2 separate regions of the Homo sapiens genome follow, and region 2 is linked to region 1. A link is a loop called in an ENCODE intact Hi-C map of the cell type or tissue named here. Cell type or tissue: PC-9. All regions are shown on one strand.

Region 1 (5,000 bases):
AGACAATTATCCAGATAATAAACAAGAACTTCTAAGCTAATAGATTTGGGAAATAGAAACAAATGGAGATGAATAAAGGCATAAAACCAAGGAGAAAAATTTAAGAAACAACAGCCCCCCAAGAGTGTTCTTCGAAAGTGTTAATGTATTAAAAATAATATTTAAAATTTAAGCTTCTTGACATCATTTACATTTATCCTTGAATAAAATCATTCAGAATTTTAAGAAAATGCCATCAATTTTCTTTAGAGGGGATAACCCTGACTGAAGTCATTTTTCATGAGTAATCAACAAGCTGTCTGGTAATATGGTGGAATCTCAGTTATTAGAATAATTTACCAGATTTAAGGCCACCTTTTTCCACATACAATTTCTTCTTGAGTGGAGACTGTGTAACTAGTGCCTCTTTCTATGATTAGCTTTCTCTATCAGCAGGGGAATAGATTCTGAAGTCAGACAGACCTAGGGTTATAGCAGGCTGCCATTGTCAGCTCAGAAGTCTTAGGAAATTTCATTAGCCAGACATGAATGAACAGGCATCTTGTTACCACTAGGATAGTCAGAGAAGGCTTTTAAAGGGAAGTAGTTCTAAAGCTAGGCCTCAAAGTATCACTAAGACTTGGAGTTGAGAAGAAGAGAGAGGATGTTAGAGCAGGAAAATTTCTAAGTGCAATGGACTCAATCTGGGTAAGAATGACCCAACAGAAGTGGAAAGCCTCTGTTAAGAAGAAATGGAAGATAAGATTGACAAGTGAGGTGAGGCTTAACATCTAAGATGGTCACGTACAAACAGGGACAGAACAATAAAGTTGGATAAGGAAGAATTTACTGCTATGGGAGTACACTTCTATTCAAGATTTGACAGCCTAGCATGGATCCTGAAGGATGATGTCGACACACTACTCAAATGGCTCTTGGAAACCTGGAAAAAGGTAATGGTCCACACAAAATGAAATAAACATTAACACCATGGCAGATGGTGGAGGAAGGTATCAAAAGACTCAGAAAAGTGGCATCTTGAAGTGGATACACTGTTTGGAAGATAGCCTACCAGCTAATTATGTTCCCAAAGAGGGCTCAAAGGATGCAAAAGTGATGTGGAATGGGCTGGTGAGAGGGATATTATCAGCTTTGAGAAGTTCAGTGGTACTATCCTCTGTAGGCCAGGGCTGATGGTGGGAAATGTCATTACAGAACTGAGTTCTCTGAGAGCAATAGGGATAATAGGATCTAGAAATAACTGAGACTAATGGCAGTGCTTACCCATCAGAAGTAAGGTTGGTCCAGTAATTATAATGAGCATTAAGGTGGGGATGGTAACCAAGGGTCTTAACCCATAGACAGCTATGGAGGAGGTTAATAGAATATAGTATTCCTAGACAGATGGGAAGCCTGTTAGCTAGTTAGGGTATTATTTAATGTATACAACCAAAATGAATCAGGAATGAATAATTAGGAGGTTGAGGGCAACTTACTCCATCAAAAAAATCAGAATCCTAGTAGGGCATGGTGGCTTATGGCTATAATCTCAGCACTTTGGGAGGTTGAGGCGGGAGGATCACTTGAGCCCAGGAGTTCAAGACCAGCCCGGGCAACATAGCAAGACCCCATCTCAAAAAATAAATTGATTCATTACAATTTAAATTTTAAAAAAATCAGAATCCTTTGAACAGTTCCAGACCTAAGCCAGTACTTAGACCTAAGCCAGTACTTAGACCTAAAACCAATGACTAGAGGAGAAGCCAAGACCCATGAAGAAAGACTCTGCAACAGTATGACAAACATATTCCAGTAACGATTTCCCTGGTCTTTCTCCTAAAGAACCTATGACCATTACTTAGATCACTATACTCTGGGGGAAAAAAGAATACTTAGATACATTGAAGACTGTTTGGCACAGGATCCATGTTGATGTTGACACCTAGGGATTGAAGCATCATCGTGGCCCCCTGTTAAACTTGAGGGGCATATGATGGACTGGTAATAATAGATTCCTGGATGAGATATGACTTATGGTGTTTCCCACTGGGTCCACAGACCCACTACTATGTGATCATTTCTCCAGTTCCTAAATGTAAAAGTGAAATGTATGTAATTCTTGAATATAAAAGTAGAATGTATATAAGTTCCTGAATATAAAAGAGAAATGTATATAATTGTATAAAATCATGCATGGAGGAGTGGTGGTCTCTCTTAATTTCCCCATGTAATTTATCATCTGACTCCCACAAAAACCAAATAGATCCTAGTGGATGGCAGAGAGACTACTGCAAAATCAACCAAGTAGTAGCCCCAATTGCAGCTGACATGTCCTATGTGGAAAATAACACAGTGACCCACTCTGTGATCATTTCTCCAGTTCCTAAATGTATAAGTGTAATGTACATAATTCCTGAATACAAAAGGGAAATGTATATAGTTGGTCATCGGCACAACTCCCACCCCTACCCCACTAGTTCCTTGGCTTGTGAGGAAAGAGGTGTAAGACCGAGGAGAAGCCCTTAAGCTGCTTCCCACCTTCTGGCCAAAAGCAACATTGCATCCTGGGGAGAAAAAGAAATGCCATCCTTAAAGACCTAATGCATGCAGGGGTGGTGATCGCTCTTCATTTCCCCACATAATTCATCATCAGACCCCTGCAAAAACCAAATGGATCCTAATGGATAGCAATAGACAATTGCAAAATCAACCAAGTAGTAGCCCCAATTGCAGCTGCTGTGTCATATGTGGAAAACAATGCATTCACTTGATATACACTGCATACCTAAGGTTCTGGGTCAGTCATTGTGAATGTCATTTTTCATTACTATCAGGAAAGAGGATCAGACATAGCTCATACTCACAGGGGATAACAAACTGTACACACCTACACTCTTTTCCAAGGCTATATTAACTTTCTTTCCTACTGTCATGACAGCCTTGAGGGACCTGGATCACGTGGACATTTCTCAGAGCACCACATTAGTCCACTATATCTGCATCAATGGCATTCTGTTAGTCAGGCCCTGAAATAGGATTACCTAACCATGGGACATAAAAAGAATGCCCATTATGAGATGGATTCTGTCAGAAACAACAATTCATAATGTATCAATCCGTCATATGATGAAGTAAGATATCTGGGATTGAGCATGAATCAGAGCAAATAAGTAAGCTGCCCAGGCAGGTGGCTCAGTACCCTTCGTCTTTTTCTTTCTTTCTTTCTTTCTTTCTTTCTTTTTTTGAGGAGTCTTGCTCTGTCACCCAGGCAGGAGTGCGGTGGCACAATCTCGGCTCACTGCAACCTCTGCCTCCCAGTTCAAGTGATTCCCCTGCCTCAGCCTCCCAAGTAGCTGGGACTAAAGGCGTGCACCACCACACCTGGTTAATTTTTGTATTTTTAGTAGAAATGAGGTTTCACCATGTAGGTTGGCCAGGCTGGTCTCGATTCCTGACCTTAGGTGGTCTGCCTGCCTCGGCCTCCCAAAGTGCTGGGATTACAGGTGTGAGCCACCATGCCCGGCCTTCAGTACCCTTCTTTATGTCATTTCCACGTTGGAAATTTCCATTTATTTTCCACTATGTCATTTTCCACTCAGCACCTATTTATCAGCCCCCACCTGTGGTCATATGTGGGGTTCTTTAGAAGGAGCTGATACAGCATGTTGCATAGATGGGTCAGTTTAGAATGTGGATGCAAGCCAAAATGGTCTGTGTCTGCACCACAGCCTCACTTAGAGGTGGTCTTGAAAGTGTGAGGTTAATTTCCCCAATGGCACAGCTTCAAGCAGTATACAGTCATCTAGTTTGTATGGAAAAAGAAATAGCCCAGACTGGGTCCGATGGCTCAAGCCTGTAATCCCAGCACTTTAGGACGCTGAGGTGGGAGGATCACGTGAGGCCAAGGAGTTAGAGACCAGCCTGGCCAACATGGCGAAACCCCACTAAAAATACAAAAATTAGCCAGGCGTGGTGGCTCACGCCTGTAATCCCAGCTACTTGGGAGGCTGAGGCAGGAGGATCATTTGATCCCGGGAGATGGAGGCTGCAGTGAGCCAAGATTGCACCACTGCGCTCCAGCACAGGCAACTGAGTGAGTACCTGTCTCAAAAAAGAAAAGAAAAAAAAAGGGAAAAAGAAATAGCCCAAATTAAGAATATACATGTGTAAAAGGACTCGTGGGCAGTCACAAATGCCTTGACTGGTTGGTCAGGGACCTGGATGGAAAACGATGGAAAGATCAGGGAAAATATTTCAGAAGAGGCAGACTGAATGGACATATTATGAGTGTGAGCACAAAGTTTGAAAATCTTTGTTTTTATTTGTCTGTTTTTTGCTCGTAGTGAACATGCCTGTTACAGAGACCAATGCTATGACTCCAAAACAGTGCTTTCTCCTGAGGAAAGTAATCAGTCACTTGATGGCAAGTTAACTAAATTGGACTCCTGACACCATGGAAGGGGCATCAAATATATTGATAAGAACTGACATATATTATGACTATTCATTTGCTTTTTTGCCACAGGGCTTTGACCAGTGCCATTATTTAGGGGCATATGAAGCATGATCACTATATATGAAATATTGCTTAACATCACTTTGGACCAAGGACCCACTTTAAGGCAAAAAAAAAAAAATGTGGCATTGGAACCTGAGTTTGGGATCCAGTGGTCCTATCATAAGCTGCACACCTTTGTCAGCTACTGACATGATAGTTAAGGAGGGACTTTTTGAAACCACAGCTGAAGTGCTATCATAGAGTTTATACTCTAGGAAGAAAAGGTGCCATCCTCTAGGATACTGTATATATGCTAAAACAATGATCATTGTATGGTTCTCTATGCCTGTATAGAATGCATTGGTCTGGGAACTATGGGGTCTAAGTAGGGGTGACAAATGTAGGAAAGGTATGTTTCCCATTCTTGCAACTTAAGGATCTATGGATCTAGAGGTCCTGGCTTCCAGAGGGGTGATGCATCTGCCAGGGAATGCCAGAGTTCCATTAAACATTAAGCTACGGC
Region 2 (5,000 bases), 1.1 Mb before region 1:
GTGTCTAGCTCAGGAATGGTAAATGCACCAATCAGCACCCTGTTAAAACAGACCAATCAGCTCTCTGTAAAATGGACCAATCAGCAGGATGTGGGTGGGGCCAGATAAGAGAATAAAAGCAAGCTGCCCCAGCCAGCAGTGGCAACCTGCTCGGGTCCCCTTCCACACCGTGGAAGGTTTGTTCTTTCGCTCTTTGCTATAAATTTTGCTACTGCTAACTCTTTGGGTCCACACTGCCTTTATGAGCTGCAACACTCACTGCGAAGGTCTGCAGCTTCACTCCTGAGCCAGTGAGACCACGAACCCACCAGAAGGAAGAAACTCCGAACACATCTGAACATCAGAAGGAACAAACTCCAGACACGCCGCCTTTAAGAACTGTAACACCCACCCCGAGGGTACACAGCTTCATTCTTAAAGTCAGTGAGACCAAGAACCCACCAATTCCAGACACAAAAGCACACATAATTTCAAGCAACATCAAGTTAAAAGTGTCACATATTATTTCTGTTCCCAATACACTGGCAAAAACCAGTTCCATAGGCATATTTAAAGACAAGGTAAAAGTTAAAACTGAGGTAACTGGCTAGCTAACTGATATGGTTTGGAGGTCTGACCCCTCCAAATCTCATGGTGAAATGTGATTCCCAATGTTGGAGGTGGTATCTAGAGGGAGGTGATTGGCGCATGGAGGCAGATTCCTAATAAACTGTTTAGTACCATCCTCTTGATGATGAGAGGATTCTTGTTCAGTTAGTTCACTTAAGATATGGTTGTTCAAAAGAATCTGGGACCTCCCCACTCTCTCTCACTCCTGCTCTCACCGTGTGACCCACTAGCTCCCCTTCGCCTTCTGCCATAATTGTAAGCTCCCTGAGGCCCTCACCAGAAGCAGATGCCAAAACTACGCTTCATGTACAGCCTGCTGAACTGTGAGCCTTTTTTTTTTTCTTTTTTGAGATGGAGTCTCGCTCTTGTTGCCCAGGCTGGAGTGCAAAGGCGTGATCTTGGCTTACCACAACCTCCGCCTCCCGGGTTCAAGTGATTCTCCTGCTTCAGCCTCCCGAGTAGCTGGGATTACAAGCATGTACCACGGTGCCCGGCTAATTTTGTATTTTTAGTAGAGACGGGATTTCTCCATGTTGGTCAGGCTGGTCTTCAACTCCCAACCTCAGGTGATCCACCCACCTCGGCCTCCCAGAGTGCTGGGATTACAGGTGTGAGCCACCGCGCCCCACCAAGCCATTTAAACCTCTTTTCATTATAAATTACCCAACCTCAGATATTTATTTGTAGCAATGTGAGAACTAACACAGTATGTCCTGGCATCAACTTTACAATTAAAAAGTGAGCATATATCTTTCACAAATGGCTCACCAAAGAAAATGTAAACAAGAGGATGTAACTAGAATGAGAAAAGAGGTTAGAAATAGAGATATAAATTTGGGAGGTGTATGCTTAATTCCTATGCAGAACTCATAGGAAATATGACATTCCAATGGAGAAAGCATGGAAAAAGTATAGCCCAAATGCAGGTTACTAGCATTCATATACTTTTTGATGTAAGATTCAAAAGGGAAAGTAAAACTCAGAGAAACTCAATGAAAAATCTATAGGAGTGTTTTAAGAGAGCAGAGGCAATAAGAAGTATTGGGGAAAGGAAGATGAATAGAGAGAAACATTGATGGGAATTGATGACTATGAGACCATTATGTCACTTCATAATACTGTGACTTTAACAGTTGTGGGAGCAGAAACCATATGAAAAAGGATGACAGAATAAGTGAATTGTGAGAAACTTCAGCTTTTGTAAATATTAATCTTTACAGATAAGGCAAAAAAAAGAAGTGTGCAAAAAAAATATGGAATGAAGATATGGTGGGTTGACAGAAATGTTGTTGGGTTGGCAAATTGGAATTCTATGAAAAACATTTAAGTTTGAAGGTAAAGATCCAGTTCAAAACAAGAATGTAAAGATGTAGCTATAAACTGTAGTACTGAGAAAACAAGGTCACAGAGAGTGTAAAGAAGAGTTGGGAGAATAATGGGAGTAAATGAGAAGCTAACAAAAGCAATTAAATCAACAACAACAAAATCTGAAAAGATTTATGTAAGTTATTTATGAAGAAACATCACAATGATTGAAAGATAAAAATTGTGACCAGAGATACATATTCTTGGATAGAAACACTAAGCATAAAGATGACAATTATTTTTAAGTCAAACTATAAATATAGTATGATCCCAATTTTAAAATACCAACAAGTTTTGTCTTCTTCTGGAGAAGTACATACATTGATTCTGGAGTTCAGATGGTAATACAAACAGGAATGAAGATCTGTGAAATTGATGAAAAAAGACAAGAAAAGAAACACAAAAACAGTATCTATCTCGAATGTTGAAATACATTTTACAGCTAGAATAACTAAACTAGTATAGTGCTAAGCATGAAGATATAATGTCAATAGCATTAAAAACTCTGCGAATAAACCCTAGCACATTTGGAAATTGTGTATAGGATAAACATGGCATAGCAAATTCACGTAAAAAAATGAATATTTCAATAAAAGACATTAGGGCAACTAAGTTACCATTCAGAAAACAAATAAAAACATTTAAATGCTTTTATCCAACTTTCTTTGGAAGCATTTTACTATAATTATTCCCCGACACTTTCTTCTTCACTTGATTGTTATCTTGCCTTATCAGTCCAATATAATACATTATCAATAAATCAAATATTTAAATATAGAATATGAAGAGTGTGCATAATATTACTAAAAGAAATCATGGAAATATTTTAAAATAATCTCACATAGAAGCTATTGTTTATCATAAACAGAAAGACAAAAACAAAACCACATTAAAAAATAATGAATGACAAAACTCCAGAGGAAAAATATCAAAACACAAACTTGGAAAAATATTGACAACTAATATGCTAGGCAATGTGCAAGTCTCCAAACTTCAAAACAAAAAAATCCCTTGAAAGCAAAAGAAGCAAATTATATAAACTGATAATTCATAAAAATGGAAATATGAGTAATTCTTAAACAAGAAAAACTTTCAATCATAATAAGAGAAATAAAAGTTAAGACCTTTTTTCCCTAGTAGTTTGATAAAGACTCAAAAACCTGGTAATACTTATGATATTGATGGGGATGATGTAAGAAAAGGGGGATTATTACACACTGCTGATGAGAATGTAATGTGTATGACAGCATGACATAAAGGACAATTTGAAAGCATCTATCAAAATTACAAATGCACCTAGTTTTAACTTCAGGAATACTTGCACACAGACATGAAAGGTAGGCACAAGGCTATATGTTGCAACATTGTTTATAATAGCAAAGTTAGCAAATTGAATGTTTCTCTAGTGCGTAAACATCCTAAAATGAAAATGCGTTGCTTTTAAAATCAGAAAAAAAAAATGCAGTAACTGTTACGAGATACGCAAACAAGTCCCCCCTCAAAAACACACACACACATGTTAATAAGGCAGACTGTTCGAGAATCATGGTGGAAGAAGAGTCTGACGGCTACATTTTGGGACAGTAAGCAGGCCTAGTCCTCCTGGTGAAACAGAAGTGAAAATGGTTTTCAATGGAAAAAACTGCGTAAGATATAGCATGTTACAGAACAGCCAACTATCAACCTAGACATTCAATGCATAAAGTAACATAGGTCCATTTATTTCTTAGAGCCACAAGCTTTTTCAATAGCCTTTGAAAATGTGTACTGTCTGAAAAAATATAAATAAGTGATGTGCCATTTAATGATGGGGACATGTTCTGAGAAATGCATCATTAGGCAATTTCATCAACGTACAAAAATCATAAAGTGTATTTACACAGCCTCAATCATACAGCCTACTACACATCTAGGCTATATGATACACGCTACTGCTCGTCTGCTACAAAGCTGCACAGCAAGTTACTTTGCAGAATACTGTGGGCAACTATAACTCGAGGGTAATGATTTATGTACCTAAACATGTCCAAACATAGAAAAGGTACAGTAAAAATATGGTATAAAAGATAAAAATGGTACACCTTTATAGGGCACTTATGAATGGAGCTTGCAAGACTGGAAATTGCTCTGGGTGAGGCAGTGAGTGAGTGCTGAGTGAGTGTGAAGACCTAGAACATTACTGTACACTACTGTAGACTTTATAAACACTGTACACTTAGGCTATGCTAAACTTATTAAAAATTTCTTTCTTCAATAATAAACCTTAGCTTATTGCAACATTTTACTGTGTGTTTACTTTTTTCACTTTATTGACTCCTTTGTGATAATATTTAGCTCAAAACACAAACACTGTACAACTGTCCAAAAATATTTTTATATCCTTATTCTATACGTTTTTTTCTCTATTTAAAAAATTTTTTTTTTATATTTTTTTAAAGTAGTTAAAATCTAAAATGCAAAAACACACATTGGCCTAGACCTAGAAAGAGTTAGGATCATCAATATTACTATCTTCCATCTCCACATCTTGTCCCACTGGAAGATCTTCAGAAGCAGTAACACACATAGAGCTGTCATCTCTTGTGAGAACAATGCTTTCTTCTGGAATATCCTATGGAATGACCTGCCTGAGGCTGTTCTACAGTTAAATTTTAAAAAAAAAAAGAAGGAGCACAAGCTAAAATAATGAATAAAAAACATAGTAGAGTGAACATATAAACCAGTAATATAGTTATTTGGTATTAAGTATAATGAACTGTATATAATGGTATGTGATAGATTTGTTATGACTGACAGTACAGTGGGTTATTTACAGCAGCATCACCAGAAAAAGGTAAGTAATGCATTGCACTATGACATTATGACTGTTACAATGTCACAACAGCTCTAACTTCACCACAGCTGCAACGTCACTAGGCAATAGGTATTTTTCAGATCCACTATAAACTCATGCGATCACTGTCACATATGCAGCCTACCCTTAATTGAAACATCGTTATGCGGCACATGAATATATATTGACACTA

Evidence for each region. Hi-C counts contacts between places; a loop is a spot of excess contacts. Peaks named below come from ENCODE experiments on the same cell type or tissue, not always from the same donor. Only the 100,000 strongest peaks of a DNase experiment are listed, where the experiment ranks them.
Region 2: a loop joins it to region 1, with 8 times the contacts of the local background. A loop is called at or near these places in 16 of 110 quality-filtered maps.

Annotation. Positions count from the first base shown.
Region 1 is chr4:47,943,583-47,948,582 of GRCh38, forward strand. All of the region lies in intron 6 of CNGA1 (cyclic nucleotide gated channel subunit alpha 1), which reads right to left. All of the region lies in intron 1 of LOC101927157 (a long non-coding RNA gene), which reads left to right. Among named protein-coding and RNA genes, the nearest start is that of NFXL1, 32 kb to the left of the region's middle. In PC-9, a CTCF peak has its summit at 2,468; no DNase peak of the experiment used is centred here.
Region 2 is chr4:46,831,966-46,836,965 of GRCh38, forward strand. All of the region lies in intron 2 of COX7B2 (cytochrome c oxidase subunit 7B2), which reads right to left. Among named protein-coding and RNA genes, the nearest start is that of COX7B2, 75 kb to the right of the region's middle. In PC-9, no CTCF peak of the experiment used is centred here; no DNase peak of the experiment used is centred here.